Regions from separate parts of the Homo sapiens genome. Here region 2 is linked to region 1. The links are chromatin loops, found by intact Hi-C in ENCODE. Cell type or tissue: PC-3. All regions are shown on one strand. Links, peaks and the distances in the headings refer to the core of each region. The heading gives the core; the rest is flanking DNA.

What was found. Peaks named below come from ENCODE experiments on the same cell type or tissue, not always from the same donor. Only the 100,000 strongest peaks of a DNase experiment are listed, where the experiment ranks them.
Region 2: it touches region 1 in a loop (5-fold over the local background); 61 of 110 quality-filtered maps call a loop at or near these places.

Annotation. Positions count from the first base shown.
Region 1 is chrX:119,056,616-119,072,109 of GRCh38, forward strand. No RefSeq gene overlaps it. Among named protein-coding and RNA genes, the nearest start is that of CT47C1, 8.6 kb to the right of the region's middle. In PC-3, for the core only: a CTCF peak has its summit at 10,620; a DNase peak (open chromatin) is centred at 10,606.
Region 2 is chrX:119,011,504-119,026,693 of GRCh38, forward strand. It overlaps LONRF3 (LON peptidase N-terminal domain and ring finger 3), which reads left to right. Exons shown (of 11, transcript NM_001031855.3): 8 at 312-470; 9 at 1,536-1,698; 10 at 2,704-2,853; 11 at 6,032-6,852. The coding sequence ends at 6,187. Among named protein-coding and RNA genes, the nearest start is that of LONRF3, 44 kb to the left of the region's middle. RefSeq lists a silencer at 3,998-4,057. In PC-3, for the core only: no CTCF peak of the experiment used is centred there; DNase peaks (open chromatin) are centred at 2,248 and 4,088; H3K27ac peaks cover 4,955 bases.

The DNA of each region.
Region 1 (15,494 bases), core at 6,912-14,911:
TTTATTGTAAAGATTAAAATATTCCTAATGACTGAGGCAAAATGCCGGTTGGATTTGTCAAGTTGTATGACAAGCTTGCTTCTGTTTCTGGAAAAAAAAAATTGTCACAGAAGCTGACTGAGCTGTGGCCAAAAAGAGATAAAGTGTAATAATTTACCCCTCAGCCATTACTTCTTGTTTTAAATTTCTTGGTGGGAAAAAATTCATTATGTCCGCTATGAAGAAGAGAACAATCCTGGAGGGCTTCTATTTTTCAAAAGGCTTGAGAATTCTTCAAATGAAACTGCAGCACCTATACGTTCATAAACTTCAAGTAGTTTTAACATAACATTGTCTTTGTTATCATGTCAATCTTAGCTCACCAAATCTAGAAGCACTTGCTGTGTAACTTTCCCGTGTTAATGATCCTAACAGGTTTTTCAGTACTTCTAAGGCTATTAGGTCTCTACTGCTCAGCGCTTCACTTGGAAAGAAAGTATGGATTTGATGGAGTAGGAAAGATACACGTTGCCAAGTTACAGTTTCCCATCTAGATTGTGTCACCCAGAGCAACTCATCAAGGGACAAGATTATGGGAGAAAAAGAAAACATGGGAAACAATGTTAAGTAATTGAAAAAGTTCCATAGCCAGAGACTGGAGTCCTTCAGTACTGGTTTCCATTATTAACTCGTTCGACGAGATGAAGATAATGGGACTGAACATTTTACTAAGAACACTGTAAGTATTTCAAAAGCGTCTAAAATCATGGCACACAGACAGTCTCCATATTGTTATTCTCTATGTTAGTGAGTGGGTTGCTCCTGAGCAAGTAGAAATTTAAATTTAAAGTTTCTGAGATAATTGGCACAGGAGTATGAATTTGAGTTTGTTATTGTGGGTCTGTGATTCATTCATAATTAAAGAAATATGATCATCTGTAAAATGTGGCTAAAAAAAGAAAAAAGAAATATTTTATTAAATTTTAGAAAAAATGTTGCCAGCATGTTTTTCATTGAAAAGATAATGTATCAAAAAGCTAAAAACATTTTCTAAAAGAAAATATGGCCGGGTGGCGTGGCTCAAGCCTGTAATCCCAACACTTTGGGAGGTCGAGGTGGGTGGATCACCTGAGGTCAGGAGTTTGAGACCAGCCTGGCCAGCATGATGAAACCCCATCTCTACTAAAAATACAAAAATTAGCTGGGTGTGGTGGCAGTAGCCTGTAATCCCAGCTACTCGGGAGACTTAGGCAAGAGAATTGCTTGAAACCAGGAGGCAGAAGTTGCAGTGAGTTGAGATCATGCCACTGCACTCCAGCCTGGGTGACAGAGCAAGACTCCGTCTCAAAAAAAAAAAAAAAAAAAAAGAAACAAAATATGTTTAATAGTTGTAATCAGAGTCAACTTGCTTTAAAATTTTAAAATCTAATACAGTTCAAATTGAGTATTTTTGCTTATTAAACACAGAAATGCCAATTCATATACAGAATTATTCTTTTAGTTTTACTGTTTGTTTATTTACTTATTTATTTCATTTGAATCAGGGTTTCACTCTGTTGCCCAGGCTGGAGTGCAGTGGCCCGATCGTAGCTCACTGCAACCTTGAACTCCTGGGCTCAGGTGATCCTCCTGCCTCAGCCTCCCGAGTAGCTGGGACTAGAGCCATGCACCACCCTGCCCAGCTAACTTTTTTTTTTTTTTTTTTTTTTTGGCAGAGATGAGGTCTTGCTATGTTACCCAGGCTGGTTTGGAACTCCTGGCCTCAAGCTATCCTTTCGTGTTGACCTCCCAAATTGTGAGGATTATAAGTTTGAGCCACCACACCCAGCCTCAGTTTCACAGTTTAATTATTTCTGAAACTGTGGTTCAAATATTTGAAATTATTATTTTTAAAAGATTGGGTAAGAGTTTAACTTTTGTTTTACAAGGGATATATATGTATATATACATATTTGGTTTGGAGACAGGGTCTCACTCTGTCACCCAGGCTTGAGTAAAGTGGCATGATCACAGCTCACTGCAGCTTTAACCTCCCAGGCTCAGATGACCCTCCTGTCTCAGCCTCCTGAATAACTGGGAACACAGGCATGCGCCACAATGCCTGGTTAATTAAAAATATATATGTATTTGTAGAGACAGGGTCTCACTATGTTGCCCAGGCTGCTCTCAAACTTCTGGGCTCAAGTGATCCTCCAGCCTCAGCCTCCCAAAATGTTGGGATTACAGGGATGAGCTACTGTGCCTGGTCTACAAGGGATATTTTAATAGGTATATTTAAGAAAAAGACTTGGACATTTAGTATGTAAGCATTATCCTTCAATGTAGAGTAGTTATAAAAAATAAAACTAAAATATTTCTATGCAGGAACACCTTGTCAACAGTCATTTCATAACTACTTTTTATTTTCTGCAGCATATATTATTTTGGTGCTAGTAACATTGATGAGATGTGACTGTGATAAGCATGAAGAAAAAACAAATGGGACAATATTAGAAACTGAAAACCAAACGAAAACACTACTACTGGTATTGTATTGAAAACAAATCACATGAAATAAAATAAATTGAATAGCCAAACTTAAGATCTACATGCATAAAAAGAGAAATAAATTAACATTATTTTTATAACAAAAGAAATGAAATCTATAAAATATGCAAATAGCTTTATCTTTTAGGTTCAATAAACACTTATTTATACTTCCTATATGATATGCTTTTCCACATACATTATATTGTGTTTCCTTGATAACATTTTTACTGATTTTAAAAAGTAGACTGGGCACAGTGGCTCGTGCCTGTAATTCCAGCACTTTGGGAGGCTGAGGCAGGAGGATTGCCTGAGGCCAGGAGTTCAAGACCAGCCTGGGAAACATAGTGAGACCCCCATCTCCACAAAAAATTAAAAAATCAGTTAAGTGTAGTGGCGTGCCTCTGTAGTCCTAGCTACTCATGAGGCTGAAGTGGGAGGATCACTTGAGCCCAGGAGGTGGAGGTTGCAGTGATCTGAGATGGTGCCACTGCACTCCAGCCTGGGCAACAGAGCAAGACCCTGTCTTTAAAAAAAGCAATGTATGTGCATGCATGGAGTCAAGATATATATGGGAACTCTCTGTACTTTCTGCTCAATTTTTCGGTGAACCTAAAACTTCTCTAAAAAATAAACTCTATTAAAAAAGGCAATATATACTTATTGTAGAAAATTAAATTTACAAAGGTATAAAGAAGAAACTTAACATAACCCACAATCTTACCACCCAGAGACCACTATTGCCTTTTCTCTTTTAGTTTTTTCTGTGCATATATATTTATAACCATTTAAAAAATAAAATAATAATCATGCTGCAGATGTAAAGTAATTTAAGCATCCTATACCTACAGAAATAGCAAAATGTTAACACCAGAAATTAATGTGCCTTTCAGCAATAAAAAAAAGAATATATTTTGTTAACCGTATGGTCAAATAAAAATTTATTTTCACAATTGGTGGACACGCAAAGCAGTTGAAATAGTCTGAAAAAAAACTTGGACATATATAATTAAAGTGACAAACACATCTCTTTTTTCTCTCTCTCATCAGGATCTAAGCCAAGAAACTAAAAATAAAAACATGAATCAAGAATGATCCCAACAACCATGCTGGAAACTAAATATTTCATTTTTGTTTCACTAAAGATGTGTCATTAGTGTAACTAAGGAAAATTATACTCTAATTGGAAACACAACATGAAAAATTATACTGTATTGAATCCTGCACACAATAAATTGAAAAATGAAACCATGAAAAAATGCACAGAAAAAAGCAAATGCGACATTATACATAAAAATAAGAATATGACACACTGAAAACTATAAAGTATTGATGAAATTGAAGAAGACATAAATAAATAAAAAGATATCCTGTGTTCATAGGTTGGAAGAATTAATATTATTAAAAAGTACAGACTACCCAAAGAAATCTACAGCTTTAATGCAATCCTTGTCAAAATTCAAGTGACAAGGGTCACAGAAATGGAAAAAAAATCCTAAAATTTGTATGGAACCTCAAAATACCCCAAATAGCCAAAGCAATCTTGACCAAAAGCAACAAAGCTGGAAGCATCACACTACTTGATTTCAAAATATACTACAAACTACAGTAATCAAAACAGCATAGTACTGGCATAAAAATAGACATTTAGACAAACGGAACAGAATAGATAGCCCCCAGATAAGTCAACACATTTATAGTCAATTGATCTTTGAAAAAGTGCCAAGAGCACACAATGAGGAAAGGACAGTTTCTTCAATAAAGTGCACTGGAAAACTGGATATCCACATGTCTCCTTTGAAAAAGAATGAAATTACACCGTTTTCTCACACCATATACAAAAATAAAAGAGATTAAAGACTGAAATGTAAGACCTGAAATTTAAAACTACTAGAAGAAAACATAGGGGAAATAACTTCTTGACATCAGTCAGGGCAATGATTTTTGGACTATGACTTCCAAATCATAGGCAACAAAAGCAAAAATAGATGATTGGGATTGCATCAAACTAAAAAACTTCTGCACAGCCAAGGAAACAATCAACAGAGTGAAAAGACAACCTACAGAGTGGAAAAAAAAATTTGCAAGCCATGCATCTGATAAGGGGTTAATATCCAAAATATATAAGGAACTCAAACACTCAATGGTAAGAAAACAAATAACTCAATAAAAAATGAGCAAGGGACCTAATAGACATTTCTGAAAAGAAGACACCAATATGGCCAACAAGTATATAAAAAAATGCTCAACAGGCTTAATCATCAGGGAAATACAAATTAACACTACAATGAGATCACTTCACACGTGTTAGAATGGCTATTATCAGAAATATGAAAGAAAAGTGCTGGCGAGGATCTGAAGAGAAAGGAACCCTTGTCTATTGTTTGTGGGAATGTAAATTGGTACAGCCATTGGGGAAAACAGTGTAGAGTTTCCTTAAAAAATTAAAAATAGAACTACCATATGATCTAGCAATCTCACTTTTGGGTATATATTCAAAAGAAATGAAATCAGTATGTCAAAGAGATATCTGCAATCCCGTGTTCGTCACAGCATTATTCACAATAGCTAAGATGTGAAATTAACCTGTGTCCATTGATGAATGAATGGATAAAGCAAATGTGGTATATATACACAATGGAATACTATTCAGCCTTAAGAAAGAATGAGATCCTGTCATTTGTGATAATGTGGATGAACCTGGAGGACATTATGCTAAATGAAAGAAGCCAGACAGGTACAGAAAGACCAATACTGCATGGTCTCACTTATATGTGAAACCCAAAAAAGTTGAACTCATAGAGGCAGAGAGTAGAATGATGGTGGCCAGGGGCTGGGAGTGAGGGCAGTGGAAATATGTTGGTAAAAAGGAACAAAGTTTCAGTTATGTAGGATGAATAAATTCTGGAAATCTACTGTACAGCATGGTGACTACAGTTACAGTATTGTATACTTGAAAATGCTAAGAGACTAAATCTTAAGTATTCTTACCACCACAAAATAATAAGTGAGTTGATGGGTACGTTAGTTAGCTTGATTTAATCGTTTCACAATATGTATATATATATATATATATTACAACATCATGTTGTATACTGAAAATATATACAATTATTTTATTTGTCAATTATACCTTAATAAAGCTGAGGAATAAGTGAGTATATAACTATGTACCTATCAGAATGGCTAAAATAAGAAATAATGATAACAATGCATGCTGGTGAGGATGAATATTTGGCACTTGTGAAAGGTGGGGGTTTGCTAATGGTGATAGTTCAGGAATTTTCCCTGGAGACTCTTCAAATCAGAGGTAGCAGGCCTTTATACACATGTAATTCTATGATTTTTCCATATGTGGGAAAATTTATATTTGGCTAAATGTGCAGCCAGCTGCTTGGCAACATTTCCCAGGAGAGCTGGGATTGCAGTAAAAAGTGACCATTTCTGGCACTGTTTTTGGAACACCCTAGATTGGCTTCAATGGTTTCAAAGGAACATTTTTGCACAATTTCCTCAAAATTAATTATCCCAATTCATTTTATACCAAAGATAATTTAAGGCAGGAAATGCCCCCTGAAAATCCTTCTATCTAAATTGTATTTTATCCCCAGTTCTTCCTCCACAAAACCGTCTTAGACTCACTTGGCCCACAGTGAGCTCTTCCTGTGAGAATTCCTCCTGTATTTATGATACAAGTTCAGGTGGCCTTTCAGAGGCCATGTAATTTAGCACATTCTTCTGGGTCTATGTTCTTGCTCCGTTTGTCAGCGATTGGCTCTCTCCCCAATCAGGCTGTCTACTCCTTGAGAATAAGGTTGGTGTCAGATAACCTTAGTCATACTCCTCCCCCAGCCCTCTCAGTGGGTTAGCATAGTTTAGAACCAAACGTGTGTTCAAAAACATGCAATTGAGAATGGGCGTGGGGATGACATAAAGTCTGTGTCCCTGTAAAGCGCTTAAAAAATGGCTTCAAGAGCTCCTTGCACAAACACCAATTGCAATTTTCTCCTGGATGCTAAAACCATGTGTACATTATGTTGGGCTCTGTATTTAACCAGCCTGAAGTCTAGACTTATCTTCCCTGGGCCCTCAGCCAGAGATTACAGAGAAAAAGCAGCCTTGGGTGAATGTCTTGTTTGGAAGCGGAAAGACCTTGTTCAAGTGTTGGTGTAGGAACAGCAGCAGACAGGAGCTGAGCTACCTCCCTACCACCCCTCACTGGGGAGTGATCAGTAAAAAAGGAAATTTCTATGCACAGTAGATTGTGAGATTGTGCTCTATTGGCAGCTGCTGAGTAGTAGTGCTGAGATAGAAACCAAGGCAGGTTGGATCCACAAGCTGTGCTCTCAACCACTAGGTTACACTGTCTCTGACGATGGTCCCCTGTTAATGAACATACTTGCTGTTTCTGGTTTTCAAACATTTGCAGTACTCTTCCTTCGTTCATTGAGCAGGGACTCTCTCTCTCTCTTCTTATCTGTCCTATCTATCTTTTATCTGTCTATCTATCTACCTATCTATCTATCTATCTATCTATCTATCTGTCTTTTTTTTTTTGAGATGTAGTCTTGCTCTGTTGCCCAGGCTGGAGTGCAATGGTGCGATCTCTACTCACTGCAAACTCCACCTCCCGAGTTCAAGCAATTCTCCTGCCCCAGCCTCTCGAGTAGCTGGTATCACAGGCGCGCATCACCACACCTGGCTAGTTTTGTATTTTTCAGTAGAGACAGGGTTTTACCATGTTGGCCAGGCTGGTCTCGAACTCCTGACCTCGGGTGATCCACCTGCTTCGGCCTCCCAAAGTTCTGGGATTACAGGCATGAATCACTGCTCCCAGCATTTTTCTTTCTTTTATCTGTCTATCGTGTTCCCTGTTATATCCCCGGTGCCTGACAATGGTTGCTAAGGAAAAGTTGCTGAAAGAAGTCCCTCTTGTATCCCTACAGTGCTCTGTGATTGCCTCTGTCATTTTACTTACCATGCTGTGTTGTATGAGGTGGGGCTGCACTTATTTCAGACATTTCTTTGTTTCATGGAATTTTTTAAATGAACCCTAGTAGGAGGGATGCATCCATACCCCTCAATCATTTTAGTGATATTGTCAATGTCTTTTGGCCAAAGATCACTAGGCACACACATGTTGATCAACCTGGGTTTATTACTTGTTGAAGTGAGGGGGCATGTACACCGTGAAGAACTGTGAGGCATCTCAAGAACAGTATGTTAGAAAAGATTTGTTATAGGATTTGGGCATTGGCTAGATGACTGGGGGAAGGTCAAAAAAAGCTATGGTTTGCCCTATATTGGATGCTGTCAGACAGTAGAACAATTCTGTGATCAAGTATTTCAATAAGTTTTAGCTAGAGGGAGGGTAGAGTAGAGGGAAGCTACAGCTCTAGTTAGTAAAGAGTAGCAGTCATTCATTTTAGCTGGGAGAGGGATGTTTTGTCATTTCTGTGGTTTGGACAGTGTTCACATTTTGTCTGGTTTCAGCCATTACAGAGTTATCTTGCTTCTGCCTTGATCCATCATAGTCACAGAGTTGCCTTGTCTGATATTGGCATTCTGTGGATTTATGTTCAACAGAACAACAAGACCTAGTTTGGTGTTGCTGCTAGTGCTAGGCCAGCTCCTAGCAACAGCAAGGCCTAGCTGATGGTACTAGTCCAACTCCTGGATGGTAGGAGATGCTTTTCTCTTTCTCATATGAGTATTTTACCAGAAGGGCATGTGCAGGGAGCTACCTTAAGTGCATTTCAAATAGGCTCCTGAATACCTCCATCCATCCCACAGGTGTTCTACCTCCAAAGCCCTGTTCTCTGACCCCACTGCATTGCTCTGTTTCCATCTATCCAACCCCTGCTCTATTTCTGGGCCAAGTCCTACCTCTTCTACGAAGACATCTCTGACCACTCCACACCAAAATACTTTCTCACTACTCTGATCTCGGTGCCTTTACTGTTTGATCTGTTTCTTTGACATTTTCTGGTTATATCAAGACTCTCCGGCTCACTACCATATCCTAAGGCCTAACACTACATATGGTCTAGTGAAGCGGTAGCATGTACTGCTATTTAACCTTTAATGCATAGGTTTTGTCCCCCCAGCTGAACTCCAAGCTACTCGAGGGCAGGAATTATATGCTGAGGACCCATATGTTGCTTATGTGCCAGGCTTTGTTCTAAGATTTTACATATATTAGTTCATTTAACACTCACAACAAGCCTATGTGATAAGTGCTCTTATTATCTACATTTTTCGTATTTTAAAAAACCCACTGAAGTTCAGGGAGGCTAAATAACTACCCAAGATCACGCAGGTACTAAGTGGCAGAGCTTGGGTTAAAATCCAGGCAGTTCAGCCCCCGAGTTTGACAAATTCTTTGTTTTATATTCACAGCAGGGACATCTGGAATTAAAACGTACCATCCTCTGGAGAAAGTCATCCTTATTCATTTTTTCCCTGGACCTGAGGTGCCTCTCAAGGAGTTGGAGAAATCAGAATCTCCCTAATAGAGATGAGCTCAAGGGTAAAAAAAAAAAAATGTGATGGATAAGATCTAAGCTTACTACACAGATAAATGACTGCATATTACCCGCATACCAAAGCACTTTTTCCTTTACAAAACCCTTGCCTGCAAATTCCTTCAAAGAGAAAGCACCCTAATGCATTTCAAATAAGCTCTCTGTATGCAACATTTCCCTTTTCAGCCCTCCCGCATCTCTCCCCACCCGCTCCAACTGTCAGTGGAGTGGCTTGAGTGGGAACTGCTATAGGTTTTTAGAACTTATGGTAGTGAATGTGTGTCCTTTTAACTTCCAGAAGACTCTGGAGGTCAGTGGGCTGGTGAGGCAACCTGTTGCCAAACAGTGCCAAATGGTCATTTGAAGCTAAACCAGCCCAGAGGATGAGCTGTGGGCTGTACTGCAAAGGGAGTTGTTTGGTTGTTGGCATGGGGCTTCCTGAACTAGACCTGTCAAAGAGCCCATGGAGCTATCTTGAAATGTTCTTTAGTTACAGTCCTTTACAGTAGCTCCTTCAATTGCCCCATCGATAGCCCTGCCATGAGAAACAAGAACCCCTTCTGCAAGCCATTTGGAATATAGAGGAAGGGGAAATCATTATCTATCTATCTATCTATCTATCTATCTATCTATCTATCTATCTATCTGGCCAAGAGTGGCCTGATTTTTGTTCTCATTTCTTTGAACTGAGGTCCACTCCGTTATAACCTTGCTTTGTTCTTTCCCAGTCCTAGACTGCCATAGATAGTGGGCTTGCAGCTTTGTATGGAGGCATTCATTGGGCACCAGTGCACTGACAGTCTCTGAAGAATTATTAGGTCAGCTGGTTCCAAAGCATTTCAGGCTGATTAAGGCCCTGGAAGAATCTTTTTCCTAGCCCCTTCTGTTACCTCTTCCGTGCCTTCCCCTCCAGTTCACTCAGAGGCTGGTTCATGACCAGTTGCAAAAAGCAGGGTAGTAGCGCATACGAATCTTCTCTCTAAATCCTCTTCAGATGTATTTCACTTATAATACGTGTTCTTGAAAATATGCATTAATAAAATTGTGTTTGCTTGAATAGAGAAGCTACCATCACTGTGTGGATTAGAATGGCATTGGTGTAAAAATCTATGAAGATAATACATGCCAAGTTAGATCAATGCAGTTTGGTAGGTGGTATCTCCTTAGATCCTCACAATGCCACCCTTATCCTCCGGTTACAAGTAAGGAAACTGAGGAAGAGTGATTCCCAGAAAAAGAAGAGGAAGACAAGATAAAGAGGTAAAAGATAAGAGAAGAAAAGTACGGGAAGTTTTGGGCAGAAGGTAAGAGGATATTGGTAGAGCTTTGTGGGGGTGGGTTAGGAGAGGTGAGGGGAAGCTTTTAGGTAAGGACAGATGTCCTTATTGTGAATCTGGAAGGGCACAGAAAAGAAACCAAAACTTAAACATTTCTGGAGGCACTGCCTGGGCCACCCTCCTGGAATGAGAAGATCTGAGGTCAGAGTAGCTAAAAAAAAAAAAAAAAAAAAATCCTTCTATAAATTATGCCTTCTCTTGGAGCGAAGTGCGACCTCTACTCTGAAACAGAGTCATACAGCACCACTCAGTGGCAGTCTCTCGGTAGTGCACCGAGAGTGTCTGCAGCAGCCACCCGGACCCAATGAATCAGAACCTTGAAAGACAGAGGAGAGGCGGTTATGTTATTTTATTTAATCCCCACGAGGTTTTGATGTGATGCCACATTTGAGAATTTCAGGCCAAACTTGTGCTTTCTCTATGATATGAAGACTTTTTAATTTAATCCCCATGAGATTCTGATGTGCTGCCACATTTGAGAATTTCTGGCCACACTTGTGGTTTCTCTATGACATGAAGGCTTTTTCTGATGCCAATCAGTGTGGCAGGAGGCACCTGGGCAAAGCAGAACCTAGACCCTCTCTTTGCTCTTTGCATTCTCTTCTCAGGAGTTTCCTTCTTTCTCATCAACTATCACTTCTCAGTGCATGATTATGTATTAGGTGCTGTGGTGATATAGCATGGCACAAGACAAACAAGATGTCTGTTCTCATGGAGCTTACAGGGAGAAAGACAGCAAATCTATACTTACAGATGGTGATAGGTTCTATGAAGGTAGTAGACAGATATGGCAGTGAGACAGAAAATAACTGAGGTCAGAGAAGGCCTCTTTGAGGAGTTGACATTGAAGCCAAGACTTGAAGGTTGAGAAGAAGCCAGCCATGGGAAGAGTAGAAGCAAGGTCTTGCACACCAAGGAGCACAGCTTGGCAAGAGGACTGCAGGCTAGATTTCGGCCCACCCTACACCTCAGCTGGATACCTTTGTGTAGAGAACAATCTGCACGATCTTACATGAGAGTAGGGGGTAAGGGGATTGTTCCAGCAGATGGAATTTCATGTGTAGGCAAGAACATGTATTCTAGAAATTATGAGAACAGTGCCAGGAAAAGACTAGATCACAAAGGGTCTTATGGGGTAAGATAAGGAGTTTGTATCTTATTTAATTCACAAGAAGCCAGTGAAGGTTTTTAAACAGGATGACTGAAAGATATGAATTATATTCTTTAAAAAACTCTCTAGTTGTGCAGAGAATCCACTGGAAGGGGAAAAACCAGTTAGGAGGCTATTGAGTAGTCAAATCAGAAATGCTAAAGGTTTGCATTAGAATGAGAGTATTAATAGTTGAAGAGATGAGAAGTGGACAGATTTGAGAGACGTTTAGGAGGTAAGCCGACAGATGGAATGGATGTAGAAAAGAATTAAAGAGGGCAACCAGGTTTCCGATGAAAGCATCTTGGTGGGTAGAAGTGCCATTTCCTAAGAGGAAAGAACAAGCAGAGAGGAGGAGCAAATCCAGAATGACATTTTAGCTACTTCAAGTTGGAGAGATCTGTGAGATACTCAAGTGGAGATGCCAAGTCAAATTTGTTATAAACTTGGAAGAGGGGTTTGAGACACAGATATCAATTTGGAAATTATAATCATTGGGTTATCTTCAAGGCCTTGAAACAAAGATTAGATCACTGAGGGAAGGGAGTATAGAAAGGCAAAGTCCCAGAACAGAGCCCAGAGAAACTCTAGTTTGGGGGAATGAGGTAAAGAGTGGCCAAAGAGGAGAAAACTCAGAAAACTGTAATGCCACAGAAATCCTGAAAGGGGCTGTTTAAGGAAGAGTAATGTGGGTAGCTGCTGCTGAAGGATCAAGAAAACTGAGAATAGAAAGAGACTGATGGCTTTGACCACATGGTGGTCATTGCAGACCATAGTCGGAGCAAGGGCACCAAACTGGAAAAATAAGAAGTGGTGGTCAGAGTGTGGAATTCTTAAGATTTTTTAATCTTGAGATTTTGGGAGTGATGTATATTTTCATTAAGAAAGGTCTAGGATCCTTGGCATGGTCCTGAGAGTAAGTGGATGAGGTAGGGTAGATGGCAAATTATTGGAAATGTAGAAGCTGAGAAACAGAAACGTTTGTGTGTTCAATGGCAAAATTGTCAAAGATTTAGGGTGGAGGGAAAGTGTAGTGAAACTGTGGTTGCCAAGCAGTCTTGAGCGTGCTCATGACCACAAATTTTTAGTGAATTTAGTCAACCAACTTTCAATATTTTTATCTGCTTCATTTAGTGGCAAGGAAAAAGTAATATAGTGCAATTCAACTAGAGTTTGGGGTTTTGCCTAGTAGATATGATAGACAGCTAAGAGGAGAAAGGGAATGGAGTGAGTGAGTAGGTATCAGTTTCCTATTGCTGCTGTAACAAATCACCACAAACTTTGTGGCTTAAAATACAGACTTAAAATATTAGAGTTGCAGAGGTCAGAAGTGTCATTGAGCTGAAATCAAGGTGTGGGCAGAGCTGTATTCCTTCTGGAGACTCTAGAGGAGAATCTGTTTCTTTGACTTTTCCAGCTTCTACAGCCTGCCCACTTTCACTGGCTTATAGTTTCCTTCCTCCATCTTTAAAGCCAGCAACATCAGGCCAAGTCTTTCTCATGCTGCCATCTCTTTGGTTCTCTCTTCTAATTCCCTCTCCCACTTTTAAGGATGCTTGTGACTGCATTGGGCCTATCTGACTAATCCAGAATAATCTCCCTATCCTAAAGTCAACTGATTAGCAACACTAACTCCATCTGCAACCTTAATTCCCCTCTGCCAGGTAACCTAACAGACCCACAGGGTTCTGGGGATTAGGACATGGGCATCTTTGGGGAGGCCAGCATTCTGCCTGTGATAATAGCAACACATAATGGATGGAATTTAAACTGGGTAAGTAGGCAAATGAAGAAGATGGTAGGAAGGTAGAGTGAAAAAGTGGCTAGGTCAGCAGATTGGGGAAATAATCTGATGGGATTGAAACATTGTAGCAGTAGAGAAGAAATTTTCTAAATGGTGCCATTTCTGGTAATGGAAAAGGCTAGTGTAGGACCATGGGGGTAAGTATCTGATGTAAGTTTGTAGAAAAGATCAGATGAGGAGGTCACGGAAGTGGAATTCCAGGTCATGGGATAAGTCATCCCTGTGGATGTTAAAGTCACGAAGAATGATGAACAAACTTCAGTGTAGGAAAGAAGACTGATGATGCAAGAAAGGCATAAACCCCACAAGCTAGATAAGCCTGTAAGTGAAAAGGAGCCTGTGGTGGTGCAGACTTGCCCAGAATCAGAAGGATGGAGCCCTGACATGCAACTCCACTCCCAGGGGCTGAGCTCAAAGTTACAGAGTCTGTGCAATGACCCCCTTGGGATGTGGAAGTCAAAGTCAAATCCCAAGAGAGACCAGCATTCCAGACTGTCCCTCGCCCCTCCCGTGGCTTCCATGAGAAGCAGGAAGTGCTGGGCTTGAGGACCGTGGGCTCTACCTGGCCTGGAAGGAGATGGCACTCCTGTGCCAGAGTAGGCACAAAGTAGGCACCCGCAGCCTACTCTGGCTGTGACACAGTAGACTAGGAGGCAAGCAAGGGACCAAGTCACTCCCTGTATGTCAAGGGTGGGGGAAGGGTCTCCCATGAGGGGTGAGATCCCTCATTGTCCCCAGCCTCACAGCAGAATCACACTAGGTTGCAAGAGCAGAAATCTCACAAGAGGCCAGGGAGACGATCCCAAGAGAGAAAGGAAGAGGGGATAGCAAGGCCCTTTGCAGACAGTCAAGCCCTAGGCAGATAGAAGAGAAAAACACCATTCATGGTGATAGTGATTCCAAAGCCGTTTGATTCATTTAGCAAACATTTATCAAACACCGACCTGGTGCAGAGCCCTGTGGCAGGCACCGTGGGTGTTAACAAACTTGAGACAGGCCTGGACATTCACCCTAAAGGGCCTGTGCTTTCTTGGAGGAGCTAAACCATGTCCACACATACCACTGTCATTAAGGATAGTGTCTGGTGAGGGTGGTGGGGTACAGATATAGAAAAGTAGGCTGCCTGGAGGCGGTGAGTTTTGAGCCAGGCTGTAAAGGAGATCTTTGGGCTGGTCTTCCAGGGGTGTTCCCTGTCATCCCAACATTAAGTGGAAACCTCTGAGGGTTGTTGTGGCTTTAGGTCTCTCCCACTGGCCCACCTTGACCTTGATGGTGGGTCTGCAAATGGAAAGGACTTGGCCACTTCTGTTGACTGACAGAGGGAGGTGGGGTGGGGAAAGAGAGCACCTTTCCCTAAGAAAATCTGAAATCCTGGGTTGTGCCAACTACCTGGCTTGGCAAAGATCAGATGTCATGGGTGGGATAGCTGGAGATAAAGGAAAGGTAGCAACTACACACCAGAGATAAGGGAATGTGACATCCTGGATGGGTCTACATCTGCAGACAACAGGCTCAGGCAGATAACCAAGGCTATGGAGATTGTTCCACGGACTTCTGGCTCACATACTTGCCATGAAGAGAGCCCCAATGCGGGAGCTAGGAGGACACTCTCCCTCAGTTTCACTTCAGGTAGTTTCACTTCACTTATTGAAAGCACATCTGCTCAGCTTTTTCCTTTCTCTTCTGTTTGCTGGTGCTAACTAGTTTCCCCTCCCAGGGACTTGAAAACAACTGGTAAGATAGCTTACTGCCACTGCAACAGAACCATCTCCTCCAGGATCTGCCTCACTCCTTGACAACAACTTGCTCCATAACAAGCCCAGTGCCCAGTTCTATCTCCCTGCAGAAAGAAGCAGCTACTGCTGTGTACTTTTTGCCCTAGAGACTACAAGATTGACAGCAGTCATCACATTGTGTTTCACACTCACTGATAAGTGGACAAGGCAACTAAAGAGGAAATGATTTAGTATAAACTGGAGTCTCTGCAAATATAGGAACGTTGACACTCTATGCAGCTGGGAAAGCTCAGCTTCCAGAGGTCTTAGCTAACCTCCACCCCAAAGAGGGGCACAGGAACGATGGGGGAAGAGGCACTAGGATGTAAACCATGAGCAGTCTGTCATCTTTGGATTTCATCAGTCAAACAAGCAAGAGGTACAAATGACAGTTGTAAG
Region 2 (15,190 bases), core at 141-8,140, 52 kb before region 1:
ATCATCCACAATATTAAGATACTAGAGAACTTCTTCAGCCAAATTAAAATGTGTAGAATGCCAATTTTAATTTCTTAGACCTTAGGCTAACCTCTGCATCAGATCATGGGACTCAGCCCACACTATCAATTGCATTTCAATATTTTTCTATTAGCCATCAAAACTTGATGTATCTTTGGCAAGTGACACTGTCAAAAAACAAACTTGGTGTCTCTGCCTTCCCCCAGGGGTATCACATGCTAACATTTGACCAATATTTTTGTGTTCTGTCCGATTGCTTTGAGATCCCTGTCATTTTCTCTTTCTGACAGCCTTAATAAGAATGTGCCTATTTTCGTGTGTACTATGGCCTATCCCACCGTTCCTTGTCCCCTGCACATCTTTGAGCCTTGTTACCGCCTGATGATTCGTAGATGCATTGAGACAGGCACGAGACAGTTTGGCATGTGCCTTGGAGATCCTGTCAAAGGGTAAGTGAGGAGCCATGCGAGCAAAGGGAGGTTGTGTAATGAGGGATTTCTGTTTTACTTTGGGGTACTCCCAGGAGACAGGGAGGCCTAGCTCATGAGGTTTAGCCAACTGAAGAATATGAGCATTTGTAAGGATCATTGTCCCTTTGGTGGTTAGTTTACCATGTGAGAGGCTGTCTATTTAAAGAACCCTAGAATTAATATTTGGTTAAACAGGTGGTATATGTTATAAAACTTGTAAGAATGTGGGCCTTGGAGTCAAACTGCCTGCTTTCATTATCTAGTTGCAGCCTTGGAGCAAGTTTGAGTTTGAGCAAGCTATTTAACCTTTCTGTATCCCAGTTTCCTTATTTGTAAAGTGGGTACAATAATAGTACCTACCTCATTGGGTTTGCTTGGAAGATTGGTGAGTTAATAATGTACATAAAATGCTGAGCACAGTTCCTGGCTTCCTTAGTCCATTTTGTGCTACTATAACAGAATGCCACAGACTAATAATTTATGAACAATCAAAATTTATTTCTCATGGTTCTGGAGGCTGGGAAGTCCTAGGTCAAGGTGCTGGCATCTGGCAAGGGCCTTCTTCCTTTATCATAACATAGTGGAAGGGCATAGCAGAAGGGCAACAGAGAGAGAGAGAAAGAAGGGGGTCAAACTTGCCCTTTTATATTAATAACAACCCTACTCTACTTTCACCATATCAGCATTAATGCATTCATGAGGGTGGAGGCCTAATCACCTCTTAAATGTCCCACCTCTTAATAATGTTACAATAGCAATTAAATTTCAAAATGGGTTGTAGAGGAGGCAAACATTCAAACCATAGCACTGGCACAGCACATAGTATGTGCTCAATAAATGGTAGCAGTTACACGAATACATTACGAATTTTTTTTCTTCACACAGGCACTGCCTGTTGTGTAATTGAAGCTGTAACCCAGGGACAGGAAAATAGGCAGAAGTCCCTTGAGCCACAGCATGGGGCTACAGAAATGGCTGGGTGCCAGCCCAGGGAAACAGAACTCATCAAGGATCTAGTCTCTCGACTCCATTCTCAATAAACAGGTTTGCAGAATATGGCTGCATCCTAGAGATCAGAAATGTTCAATTCTTTGCTGATGGCCGCTCAGTGGTTGACAGCATAGGCAAGAGGCGCTTCAGGGTGCTCCATCAGAGCCAGCGGGATGGCTACAACACAGCCGACATTGAATACATTGAAGACCAAAAGGTAAGGGTGGCCAGTGCCAAGAATCCCAAAGCCAGGCTATCCTTGTAACTTGATACACAAAGATAGTTGTGAAAGGATTTCTCAGAACCCTTGAGGGCCTTGGGATTTCACACCAAATTGCTGCAGCAACATTGAATGCTGCTGGATTGCTGTCCAGTTGCACTATGGCAGTGAGGGCGCCTACTGTCCTGGCTCTGCTTAGCTGCTGAGTTGCATTCATGCATAGGAAATGTTATCCTAGATCAACCCTGGGGCTCATTCAGCTTGGGAGTTAAGTCTCTGCCAAAGATTGCAAGGAATGGATCTGGGGTGGGTCTATACATATATATTTTATCTATCGATTTATGTATATTTTAAACTTTTTTCTTTTGAGACAATTATAGATCCACACATGCATTTGTATTTTAAAGTACGTAACCTGGCTAAGAGCCCTTCCCAATAATCCATCATCCCCTAAGGCAGAAAGATGACACATCTAGTTAATCCTTGGTTTTCTGAGGTAATGGGTGGAAGAAGAGGTAAATAATCCTATATTCATTTATATTTACATTTGTTACATAGTAGATTAATAAATATCTGATGACTGAGTAAATGTGTTTGACCAAGATAGTTACATGCTGAGACTGACATACTCCTGTGTCTTTTCCAGCAAGTAATGAGAAAACAGATGTAAAAATGAAAAGGGCAAAGGCATGGACCAGCATAACCTGGTTTAACCACATGCCTCCACTCAGGCCGGTTTGAATCTCTGGTTTTCTGCATGTTTTGCTGTTTCAGCTAATCTACCCAGCTGAACCTTTCTCCTTCCTCCATGGTCAGCAGTATCTACACACTGTCCAGCACTTGACTAAGGGGCATTTCACATCAAGCAAAGGAGAAAGCTGAATGGGTGAGCCTTCCCATAGGAAGGCAGGATGGATGCTCAAAGCGAATCAGGTGTCAAAAGTGACTCTGGGAATGATGGAGAGGGTACAGAATGTTTCACTTCCACTTTGATACTTTCAGGTTCAGGGAGAGGATTGTGCTGAGCTCATGGGATTACATAACTGTGTCTATCAGCAAGCATCATTGTGGTTTCATTCGCTCAAATTATCCCTAAAGAATCGGATACTCAATCACTTTGGTCCCATGCCGGAGAAAGACGCCGATCCTCAGGTATAGAAAAATGTCTATTTTTAAACGGGTTGTCCCACTAGAAGAGAGTGCCTAGTGTTTGTGATTAGATGGGTATGTGGCTGCCATTCAGCACATCGAATGCAGAGAGGAAGATGGATTTAATTTGGTGTTGTTTGGCTGCACAGTGAGCGTCATGAGTAAGACCAAAAAGATCCCAAGTTAGAATCGGGGTAACTAAAGTAAAGCAGTAGGAACTTGGATCCAAGGCAGGTTTTGAGAACTAAGTAAGATAAGAGAATGGGAACATAGATATCACCAACAGAAGAACCTTCCATGGGAGTCCAGATTCACACCATGGTAGTGTTAGGGTGACAAGTTACATGCAAAGGCCAGGACTTAAGAGAAGGGTATCCTGGGAGCTGAGACCAAAAGCTGCTGCTTTCAGGTAACTTCATAACCCTCTCCCTCATTGCTTTGGGAACTAGGGGATAGGGCCAGCTACCCTTATAAGATTACAACTGCAAGACCACAAAAACTTTTCGTGCCTCGGTCTATCTATGCTTCGCCCTGCAAGTCTAGACCCTTGCTATTGTCCTCACCAGGGCTGAACAGCTCTGTTCATCATTAAATACTGTTAGTTGAGTTATACTAGACAGTAGTTTGTTAGGTTCTACTGATCAGTGTTCTTCCTGGGGGATAGGCCTATTTGAAAGATCAAGCTGCAGATCAGAAGCTCCCTAGGAGAGTGGAGATGGTTAAGTTTCACTAAGCTTTGCTTGCCTGGAATAAATCAGGGAATACTGTCTTTCTAGGATAAGGCTGGAGATATCCTAACCACATATTTCCTCACGACCATCTCTTCCTATGCTCCAAGCTGGCTCTCCTACATTGATTCTTTACTTATGCTCATCCCCAACTCTGTCACAAAAGAAAAAATCTCAATATGCATATTCTGACCAAAAGTCTGGTCCTGCTTACCTCACTAGCAGTATGACCTTGGGAAGATTCCTTTCCCTTTCTCAACTTTTGTCCCATCTCTGACATGAGGAGGGTTCTAAAGCCCCCTCTTCCTCTTGCATTCTGAGGTTCTAAGACACCAGTCTGTTCCCTAAATGAAATGTCTTGCTTTCCTCAGACCACAAAGGTGGCTTCTTTCCCCCCCCATGCAAAGGCATCATGAGTTTTCAAGGGAGAAAGGCCAGTTAGTGCTTCCTGTGACCCAGCTCCTGGCTCTGGGCCACGATGAGTCAGGACTGCAGCATATACCTCTGAGCAAACTCACGATCAAGCTTAATGTTCCCCTTCACCTTCCGGGAAGCGTTCTCCCTTAGGCAAAAGATACAGATCAGCAATGGTAACGGGAAAACACAGATGCTACAGTGTGATTCATAAAGGCTAATGACAGAGAAAGTTGAAATCTTGGGTTTCACTTCCTTTTTTCTTAGTTCTGTTATTATGTTGCTTTGGCAGCAGCAGCACCAGCAAAAAAGAAAAACCCATACCCATCCCAGTTTGCTCCAGTCAATGCTGCATCCCCAGTGGTCCCACAAATAAGCATGTTCTGTCAGGAGGATGTTTCTTAGAAACTGCCACAAGTGTTAATACCAGCTTAAATATCTTTGTTGGTGATCCTTGGAAAGAAAGTTCAGAACATCAGTCTAATATTCAGAACTGATCATAGGAGGGAGAGCATATTGCCAGCTTCAGGGAGGGACAAAAAAGAATGCAAATGAAGTTAGAGGCACAAAGAAGCAAAGAAGGCAGTGAGATTTGGTGACGATCAGAGGAACCAATTTGGAGCCAAATAATTTCAGGTGTAGGCACTTTGACCAGAATGGTTCTCTATAGTCCTAAAACCAAACTTGTGAAAGTTGTGGGCAGAAAGCTCGTTTTAGGCTTAGAAGGAAATAAGTACCCAATGTCTAAAATATGTGCCAGGGAAGCTGCTTTGGGGAAGGATTTATGTGGAATGGGAAAGCTCTTTATTAAAAGGAAATCTAGGGGCAGAATATATTTCTTTCTTTCTTTCTTTCTTTTTTTTTTTTTTTTGAGACGGAGTCTTGCTCTGTCGCCCAGGCTGGAGTGCAGTGGCATATCTCAGCTCACTGCAAGCTCCGCCTCCCAGGTTCACGCCACTCTCCTGCCTCAGCCTCCGGAGTAGCTGGGACTACAGAAGCCCGCCACCGCGCCCGGCTAATTTTTTGTATTTTTAGTAGAGATGGGGTTTCGTCGTGTTAGCCAGGATGGTCTCGATCTCCTGACCTCGTGATCCACCCGCTGGCCTCCCAAAGTGCTGGGATTACAGGCGTGAGCCACTGTGCCCGGCCCTGGGGCAGAATATATTTCTAATGTGAATGTTTTCTAATTGGAATTTTTGCAAAGTGAGATTGTGATTCTTTGGGACTGTAAATCATAGCCTTTGGTTTCAGGGGAGAAGAGAGCTATGGCCCTGTATAGTGACATGGTATACATGGACTATTGCCTTCAGCCACATCAAGGAAATGAGGGGACTTAAAAGACATGCAAAGGTCAAGGGGTCATGGGAATCGAAGGCCTGAATGTTAAATGCATCAGTCCAAAGGACCTCAACAGAATATTAGAAGTGGAAGAGACTACATAGTAGATACCAGCTTGTAAAATCACATTGGCTAGGAGGCATGGTGTATCTGTTAGGATACTGGTTGGTTTGCTTTAACAAGAAACAAAAATGACTGGAGCTTAAACAAGATGGAGGGGCTAAGTCTTGGACAGTTAGGGCAGCTCTATTCCACAAGAGCATTCAGGCACCCAGGCTCCTTCATCACAAAACTCTACCATCCTTAAAATGTCTCCCTCATCCTCTTGATTGAGAAAGGCTGATCCTCACCACGTCCATGTTCTAGCTAGGGGAAAGGGAGAGAAAGAGGAAGGCAGAGGGCATATGCTTCTTTCCCAGAGCATGACCAAGAGGTTACACATATCACTTCCCTTTACATCTCATTAGCCAGAACTTTGTCTCATGGCCTCACCTAGCTGCAAGGGAAGCTGAGAAATGCAGTCTTTTTTCTGGGTGGCTATATGCCCTGCTAAAATAAGGGGGAAAATAGATATAGGGTCAATTAGCAATCTGCCACATGGAGTTGTTCTACCTGGGGTCTTTACCTTGAGCATTTGGAACTCTGCAGACTGATGTTCTTGGATGGGAATAGGATGACTCCATTGTGTTTCTCTGTTGCAGATGAACCCGAATGGCCCAGCCTGGTGCTGGTGGATGTTAGCAGTTCTTCCCTTGGAAAGCCGAGCTCAGCTCCCCTTCCTAGCAATGAGGTCCTTAAAGGACAGACTGAATGGTATTCGACGAGTCCTGGCCTTCATATCCCGAAACCAAAACTAGTGAGTGGATTGCCGAAGAGGAGCTCCCACCTTCCCCACTGCCGTCGGGGGGAGTCTTCTTGTAAATATATCTAATTGCAATAATATCTTAACAGAAGGGGGTGTCAAACAGAGGCATCAGCCTGCTGTTGATCACAGAGAGAAATTGAGTAGAAAGACCAAAAGAATGTGACCTATTTGAAACTTTCTGTCTTAAGATGCTTCTTGACATGCTGCATAACTACATAAACAGCAGAGGTGTTTAAGAGCCCAGAAAAACATAATTTGATTTTAACATTAAAATTTCCAAAAGTTTAAAGTGGTTTTGCTTTAATATTCTTTCTTTCATAGATCAATGACTGTGTGGTTGAAATGTGAAAACAAAGATACTAATAATGTTGCTGTATAATTTCACTGACTTGAGGTCTCATTCCAAATGGTTCAGGTTTTATAGAGCATTGTGTAAAATAATGTTCATACTTCTTTCTGTTTTAATAATTTATTTTTTGCACTACTGTATCCTTTTTTCTACATGTATGTTTGTAACTATTTAAGCGTACATTGCTGAAAAGTCCATTGCTTTATTTATTGATGTGGTTTACCATGTACCTAGGGGGAAATAACAATACTAGAAGTGTGCAGTTTTTGCTTTTATCTTTTTTTTACTACAATGACACTAGTTCTTAGACCATTTCCGTATCTATCCAAATGGATGCTTAAAAGAAGTTCAGAATGATGCTAAGATCATCTGTCTTCAGAGTCCACTTTTTTTTTTCAGTTTGAACTAAACAATATAAAATACTTAAGGGATTTGGCCTAGATTATGGTATATGCCAAGGTAAAGTAAAATAATTCATTTTCTGTGTGTAATACAGAACAAAGCTGAAAGAATTATTTTTATTATAGGCATTTACTTCAGCAATCTAATTGTACGTGTATCTAATTTTTCCCCAGTGCAGTTAGGAATCGGATTTTGGGCAGGATCATAATTAACTCTTCAGAGGAAATGGTGTTCAGTTTAGCACATCACAGTCATGCCCAACTAGCCTCCATAACCCACCTCTCCCCGGGGTTCTGAGGATCAAGACCTGGACAGAAACACTTGATAAGGACTTTTTATTATTAAAATGTAAATAAGACAAATAGAGTAGAACCCTATAAAAATCTTTTTAAAGGAACCAGATGGCCGGGCACGGTGGCTCACGCCTGTAATCCCAGCACTTTGGGAGGCCGAGGCAGGCGGATCACTTGAGGTCAGGAGTTCGAGAGCAGCCTAACTAACATGATGAAACCCTGTCTCTACTAAAAATGGATACAAAATTAGCCAGGCTTGGTGGTGTATGCCTGTAATCCCAGCTACTTGGGAGGCTGAGGCAGGAGAATCACATGAACCTGGGAGATGGAGGTTGCAGTGAGCCGAGATTGCACCACTGCACTCCAGCCTGGGCAACGAGCAAACCTGCGTCTCAAAAAAAAAAAAAAAAAAAAAAAAAGGGAACCAGATAATCTATTATTTTACCTAAGTACTGCCTTTGCTTCTAGTTGCATGGGTGAAATATTTCAATGTATGGGGAGAATATAGGGTGAGGAGTAAGAGTAAGCCCTGATTTAGCTTGCTTAGTGCTAGTTTGAGTCCTTCAGTGGCAGGACAGCCTGTAAAGTACCACAAGTATGGGAGTGTTATAATGGCAGAGTGAAACGATTAGAGCAGGGAGGAAGTGAATTGTGCCATTAGTACCTTCATGCAAATTATACCATGTGATTTTGGACAGTGAATGATTTTTGCATCATTCATTCACAGCCCATCACTCTGTTAAGGTGAGAGTGTAATTCTTACTTCTCCCATCACCACCTGTAGCTAGAAACAGGAAAGGGAGAATGAGATGATCCAGACAACATAAAAAAGATGCATGTAAGCAGAAACCAGATGGTCTTTTCTGCACTCACTTAATGGACATTATGTTGCCAGAGTGTTGTGTTTATCAGATTTGATGTTTGGAGCTAGTCTGGGCAGGTGAAGAACAGAAATAGGCGGAAGTATAGGCATTATTTCTGCGCAAGCAAACTCCACAAAGCTCAGGGAGCAGAAAAGACTCCCCCTCCCACCTGGTTCCCAGACCATGTGGTCATAACACAATCCTAATAGTTTCTGGTTATCTAGTGTAAATGCAACAAAGAAAAAGGCCCTAAGCTTCTCTACTTATTAGATATATTATTTTTGGCAATTGATTTAACTTTTGCCAACCCTCAGTTTTCTAATCTATGAAATGATAGTGATAAGTTCTGCATATAGGGTTGTTACGAAAATTAAATGAGATAATGTGTAAATCAATTAGCACAGTGTCTCACACCTAGAATGCACTCAAGAAATAATAGCTACTATTAGATTAGTCATAGTTATAGAATATCATCAAGGGCCTACATTTGTATAAAACACTGCCTTTACACACAATATCCACTTGAAACCCCTTTAAACTTAGTTGGGGGAATACATACCACTGATTTTTGGACCCATAATTTGATGATTTACAGATAATTCTTTTGGGAATTAAATGTGTGTGAAAGTGAAATAACTGGAGAACAAATGAGGGTCAGAGATAGGGATCAATCCTATACCAGAAATTTTTTTCCTGCTTCAATAAGGGCTAGAAGGTAGTGCCCTATGTAGGTCTAGGATTTCTTTCTTCCTTCCTTCCTTCCTTTCTTTTTCTTTTGTTCCCTCCCTCCCTCCCTCTCTCTCTCTTTCCCTCCCTTCCTTCCTTCCTTTCTTTTTCCTTTCCTTTCCTTTCCTTTCTTTCTTTTGTGTGTGTGTGTGTGTGTGCGAGTCTGAGTCTCACTCTGTCACCCAGGCTGGAGTGCAGTGGCTCGATCTCAGTTCACTGCAACCTCCGCCTCCCAGGTTCAAGTGATTCCCTTGTCTCAGCCCCCCAAGTAGCTGGGATTACAGGCACGCACCACCACGCCTGGCTAATTTTTGTAGTTTTAGTAGAGATGGGGTTTCACCATGTTGGTCAAGCTAGTCTCGAACTCCTGACCTCAGGTGATCCATCTGCCTGGGCCTCCCAAAGTGCTGGGATTACGGGCGTGGGTGTGAGCCACCGCACCCAGCCTAGGATTTCTGATAGAATGGAAGCCTTAAGTTCTAGCTCCATTAGAATAACCAACTTTTCACTCCCTGTTCTCCAAAATGTATTGAGAACCTTACCCATCCCAGATGATGAGAGTTTACAATCTGTGACTTCTGTTCTTAGTTGATAGTATTTCTTTATGTTGCCCAAAGTAACAGATTCAACAAAAAATGTACTGAGATCCCCATGTACCAGGTACTGAGCCAAGTGATCTCACATACCTGAGCTCATTACATCATTTATTTCTCATACCAACCCTGCGAGAGCAGTTATTATCCCCATATTATGAATGAGAAAACTGAGCCTCCACTATGTTAAATATTTTGTCTAGTTGCAAGGCAGGATGCAAGGCTAAGCTTTGGCTTTCTTTGGGATGTACCTTAACGAGGTAATCAATTGGTCTTGAACATTTTTACACTGGGAAATTGGTTTTGCTGCACAGCTTGGGAATGAAGGGTATACAGAAGAAAGACATAAGGCTAAATCTAGGCCAGAAAAATAAGACTTCCCCCACAGTAGATAGTGCCACTTATTTAGTTAGTTTTTCTGTCTATCATGACTGACCCAGTCTTTGCCTAGTAGGTTATATTTTGTATGTATGTATGTATGTATGTATGTCTTTGTGTGTGTATGTGTGTGTGTGTATGTGTGTGTGTATATATATATATATATATATATATATATATATATATATATACACTAGGTAGCAAGCAGACATCATATCTTTCTGCTTTGTACTGTACTACTGCTGCTAGCAAATAACCAGCAAAATGTAGAAAATGAAAAACCAATTTTCTGTAGACAACCTGGAGAAAAGAGTGCCTGCCCCTGACTTAGCGGGGCAGAGAATGACAATTTTTAAAGTTTGCCTTTTCTGAAGGTTGCTTTTAGCCCAGTGCTGCCTCAGCAGCAAGGGGCAAGCAGAGTCATTGCGCATGTGGCGCTTCCAGCTCTACCTGTGGAGCTGGCCTGGGCTCAGATAATCCCCTGTGACTGGCCATTGGAGCGGCGGAGCTCCTGAGGCTAGTTCACAGCACCCAGAGGTCTCTTACAGTCAACAGATTGCATACTGTTGACAGACTGCAATCCGTCTGTGTTCCCCACACCAACTCCATTTCCAAGATGGGAATTTTATTCAGGAACTCATTTTTGAGTTCCCAACATGTTGACTTCGCATCCATTTCTGCTCACCAAGGCAGAACCATAGCAGTGGTGTGTGACAAAGATGCAAATGGAGGGCAGCCCAAACAATGGAAAAGAGAAGATTTTCAGCCCATTCTTGGGGCTAAGTGAGGTTTTGATTTATGGTAGAAGACAGTTCTAAAAAGCAGCTGGCAGCATGGGCTTCAATTTGTGGCCCTTCTGAGTTCAAACAGAAGGAAGGAAAAGGAGCCACATAAAGTGTACACATTCAATTCATCTTAGAATGATAGCTCCCACCTTATTACACTGTACAACTATTTAATAATCTGGGTTACACACATCCAGAGGTGAAATAAAGAAATTTTCACTTACAAATGTGTATTTCCAAACATGCTAAGTTAACCTCCAGAGAGAAGTGCCTGTAATCTCTGTTCCTGGTGTCACTTTAAAGCTTTTGCTTCATGACTGTAGCTGTTGTTTAAAATGTTTTTGCAGCAAACGCGATTTAACAGAAGTTTACAAAGCAACACTGTAGCTAATGCATAATTTTAAAAGTTGACTAACATTTATCTATTGTTAAAGCAACACTAATAATGGAATAAAAGGAAAGCAAATAGGCCAATGTGGCACCATAGGCTTATTTTAGGTAAATTAGTTCCATCATCTTATGCAGTTGTAAGTAATGCCAGGATTAAAATATCAAGCAAGCCACGTAAACAGTGGCAAATGTGTGTGTGTTTTCCATTTGTTTGGTAAGCAGCCATTTTACTCTTGCACTGTAATGAACTGAAGGGAAATATAAGATAATGCTTTTTTCCCCCCATATTGCTATTCAACTACCTCTATATGCTTGATTTCTTTTTAGGATTCCCATCCTCCAAATCTGTACAAAAACGTTTCAGCTCATCTGTGTTGTAATAACAATGTGATACAGACAGTTTGTGTGAAAGTTGTTTGTTCATTAAAAAATGTTTCCTATTGCCTCACTTTGTGTCCAACAAAACTGTATTCCTACCTTAGGAAAAGAATTATCCAACTAGCTTCAGTATCACTTCGGTGGAAGCTGAATAGAAAGGAATGCTTCAGGAACATCTATTTGTTCTTGTTCCTATTGGTTGTAATACCAGAAGATCCTTTAAAGAAATATACTTGCATTCAGACAGCAAACTCCCATGTATGTGACAGCGAGGCAGGTGTGAACTGATTAATGTGACTGATGTGTTCTGAAAAACTGGCCATAAAGTGTTTCAAAATGCACCAGAAAAGCTTGTTACATAAAGAATTATGTTGAAGCATTTTGTCAATATCTGCCCCTACTTTATATGTAAATCCAAGCATTCACATATTGGGTTTGCTTAAAGCACAACACACTGCCTACTATTTTCTTTGGCATCATAAAATGTTCAAGAAAACAAATAACACGTTTTTATTTTAAACAAGCAGTTTATTAACAATAGGCTAAAAGCTAAGGCCCCAAACATGAACCTTTTAACAGGAAAATTGGTAACATTTGTGACAATAAGTGATACTGACCAAGCTGATCCCAGCAGAAGAGCTTCAGCAACATCCCATCTTCTCTACAGTACTGATTTTAGTCTTATGCTATTGATAACTTTTAAATGAGTTCTTACCGTTGAGGGAAGAAGGACACAAGAATGGGACAATTAAAAATGAAATGATAGAAAATTCCACTTGAGCTTGATCTTATTCTGTGTAACAGGACCTTGGGGGATATAGAAAAAAATCAGAACTCCTGTCCATCTAGGCCCCAGAGGAAAGACTTGGCTCTGTTAGACTTCATCCTTCTGTGCCCAGTCTGCCACTCGCTGGTTCTTAAGAGATAGAGTACACTTAAAGGCACAAGCCAGTCCTTCCAAGACAGTCCTGCCCAGAATCCCTGCATAATTTTTCTCTGGAGAACCGAATTGAGCCATCTTAAAAGAAGCTTCTGTTTGCAGTTGTACCCCAGGCCTTTGTTAGAACCAAAGCCAACACTTACTGCATCCTCTCTTCTGGGATCCACTCTGGCTTTTTTTTTTTTTTTTTTTTTTTTTGAGACGGAGTCTTGCTCTGCCGCCCAGGCTGGAGTACAGTGGCGCAATCGGCTCACTGCAAGCTCCGCCTCCCAGGTTCACACCATTCTTCTGCCTCGGCCTCCCGAGTAGCTGGGGCTACAGGCACCCGCCACCATGCCCTGCTAATTTTTTTGTATTTTTAGTAGAGACGGGTTTTCACCATGTTAGCCAGGATGGTCTCGATCTCCTTACCTCATGATCCACCCACCTCGGCCTCCCAAAGTGCTGGGATCACAGGTGTGAGCCACCACGCCTGGCCCACTCTGGCTCTTTTGAGTTCTCCAGGGCCAAAGATGCCTCCCTAGAAGATAACACCAGTTGAAAAACGAGATATGAACAAGAGAAAGGAAGGAAAAATGCCCTAGACTCCCAGAAGCCTAAACTTTTCCGTGTTCTCTTATGTTTTATGATTTCTTCATTCCCAGGAGGGCCTGAGGTGGGATGGGAAGGGGCTGGTGTCAGTACTCCCCATATTGACTTCTTCAGGTAATGTAGATTTCCTAGCCAGACTTGTCTGTGGTCAGCTCAATGCAGAGGTATGTTCTGGTCAAGGTAGAGAAGTGTAAGTTCTGAGGAGCCCTGCCTCTGTATCTCTGAGGCCCCTTCTCCCACCCTTTACAGTTTTTGGTTACTGATTTTCCCATTTCAACCTATACTCACATTGACTGGTCATACACGTTTCCTGTCCACTTACACACATATATTATCAAATGTCATCGTTGCATTACAAAGACCTGAAAAAATTCTACTCCATTTATTGAAGTACGGCCTCCCAAATTGCACCCCTTTGCAGAATACTTCCTACCTTCTAGTAAGTCAATATCAACAATTTCTGGACACTACAAATGCTGCAAAGGGCCGAAATAGCCCACTTGCCCTAAATCCAGTTTTGCTACAGAAATCTTGCTTCTCTTGGATTTTAGAAGGGCATTATGGTGATATTCGATACAGTCATGGGAACAGGGGAGATCATTGCACCTTTGGCCTATCAGGATGTCTGTTGCCACTGGTAGAAGGCAACTCTACAGTCTCAGGACTGTGTGTTTCTTCTGCGAGCTGAAATGAACACTCTCATAAGAAGATAGTTGTTATTAGGGAAGGGGGAGCAGTATGTCCACAAATGGAGTTAAGCCCTTCTGCTTAAGCAGTCTACAGTGATGAGCTCCCATTGGACAGAGAAAAGGATGGGGAGAGGAAAAGAAGGAAAAGAGAGGAATGAAGGCAGAGAAGGGTTAAATGGCTAATTATGAGAGTCGAAGTGGTTACCTTTTCATCTCCTGGCCGGAACATCATGTATCCTCTTCCCATATTAACTGTGGACTTGATCTTCCATCCTGATTTGGGAAGTCACTTATGCCCAAACTAAGACTGCAGTCATGTCTTCAGAAAATATGAGCCATGTTCTTGCACCTTGTAGGCTGATCCCAGAAAGGACAGACAGTGTATCAGCAGCTCCTCATTGAGCTGGTCACTGATCCAAAGGCCAAGCCAGTGTCCATTGAGTGTTCATTACGTGCCATGTTTGTTTCTAGAATTTTTAACATTCTTCTTAGAAATAATAATCTGTGGCCAGGCGCGGTGACTCACGCCTATAATCCCAGCACTTTGGGAGGCTGAGGCGGGTGGATCACCTGAGGTCAGGAGTTTGAGACCAGCTTGGTCAACGCGGTGAAACCCCTTCTCTACTAAAAAAAATAAAAATAAAAAAATAAAAATTGCCGGGCGTAGTAGCCCGCACCTGTAATCCCAGCTACTCAGGAGGCTGAGCCAGGAGAATCGCTGGAACCCAGGAGGCAGAGGTTGCAGTGAGCTGAGATTGTGCCACTGCACTCCAGCCTGGGTGACAGAGCGAGACTATGTCTCAAAAAGAAAAAGAAATAATAATCTGTGAAGTAGAGCTCTTCACAATAATCTGAAGTAGAGCTCACTATAATATGTGAAGTAGACATCTTGTTATATACTTGTTATAGGCAAGTAAACTATGGCACAGGGTGGTTTTGTTACTTACCAATGGTCATGCTGATTAAGATCTGGGCCAGAGCCCGCATGGATTCCAAAGCCCACAATCTTACCCACTGTTACGGGCCGCCCATTGTGTAGTGCCACAGACCCAAGAGAACAACTCAGTTCATAAATGCAAATCGAAACTACGATGAGATACCATCTCACACCAGTCAGAATGGTAATTATTAAAAAGTCAAGAAACAACAGATGCTGGTGAGGCTGTGGAGAAATAGGAATACTTATACACTGTTGGTGAGAATGTAAGTTAGTTCAACTATTGCAGAAAACAGTGTGGTGATATCTCAAAGATCTAGAACCAGAAATACCATTTGGCCCAGCAATCCCATTACTGGGTATATACCCAAAGCAATATAAATCATTTTATTACAAAGATACATGCACACATATGTTCACTGCAGCACTATTCACAGTAGCAAAGACACGGAATCAACCCAAATGGACATCAATGATAGACTGGATAAACAAAATGTGGTACATACACATCATGGAATACTATACAGCCATAAAAAGGAACAAGATCATGTCCTTTGCAGGGACATGCATGGAGCTGGAAGCCATTATCCTTGGCAAACTAACACAGGAACATTGCGTCTTCTCACTCTTAAGTGGGAGCTGAACAATGAGAACAATGAGACACAGGGTGGGGAACACCAC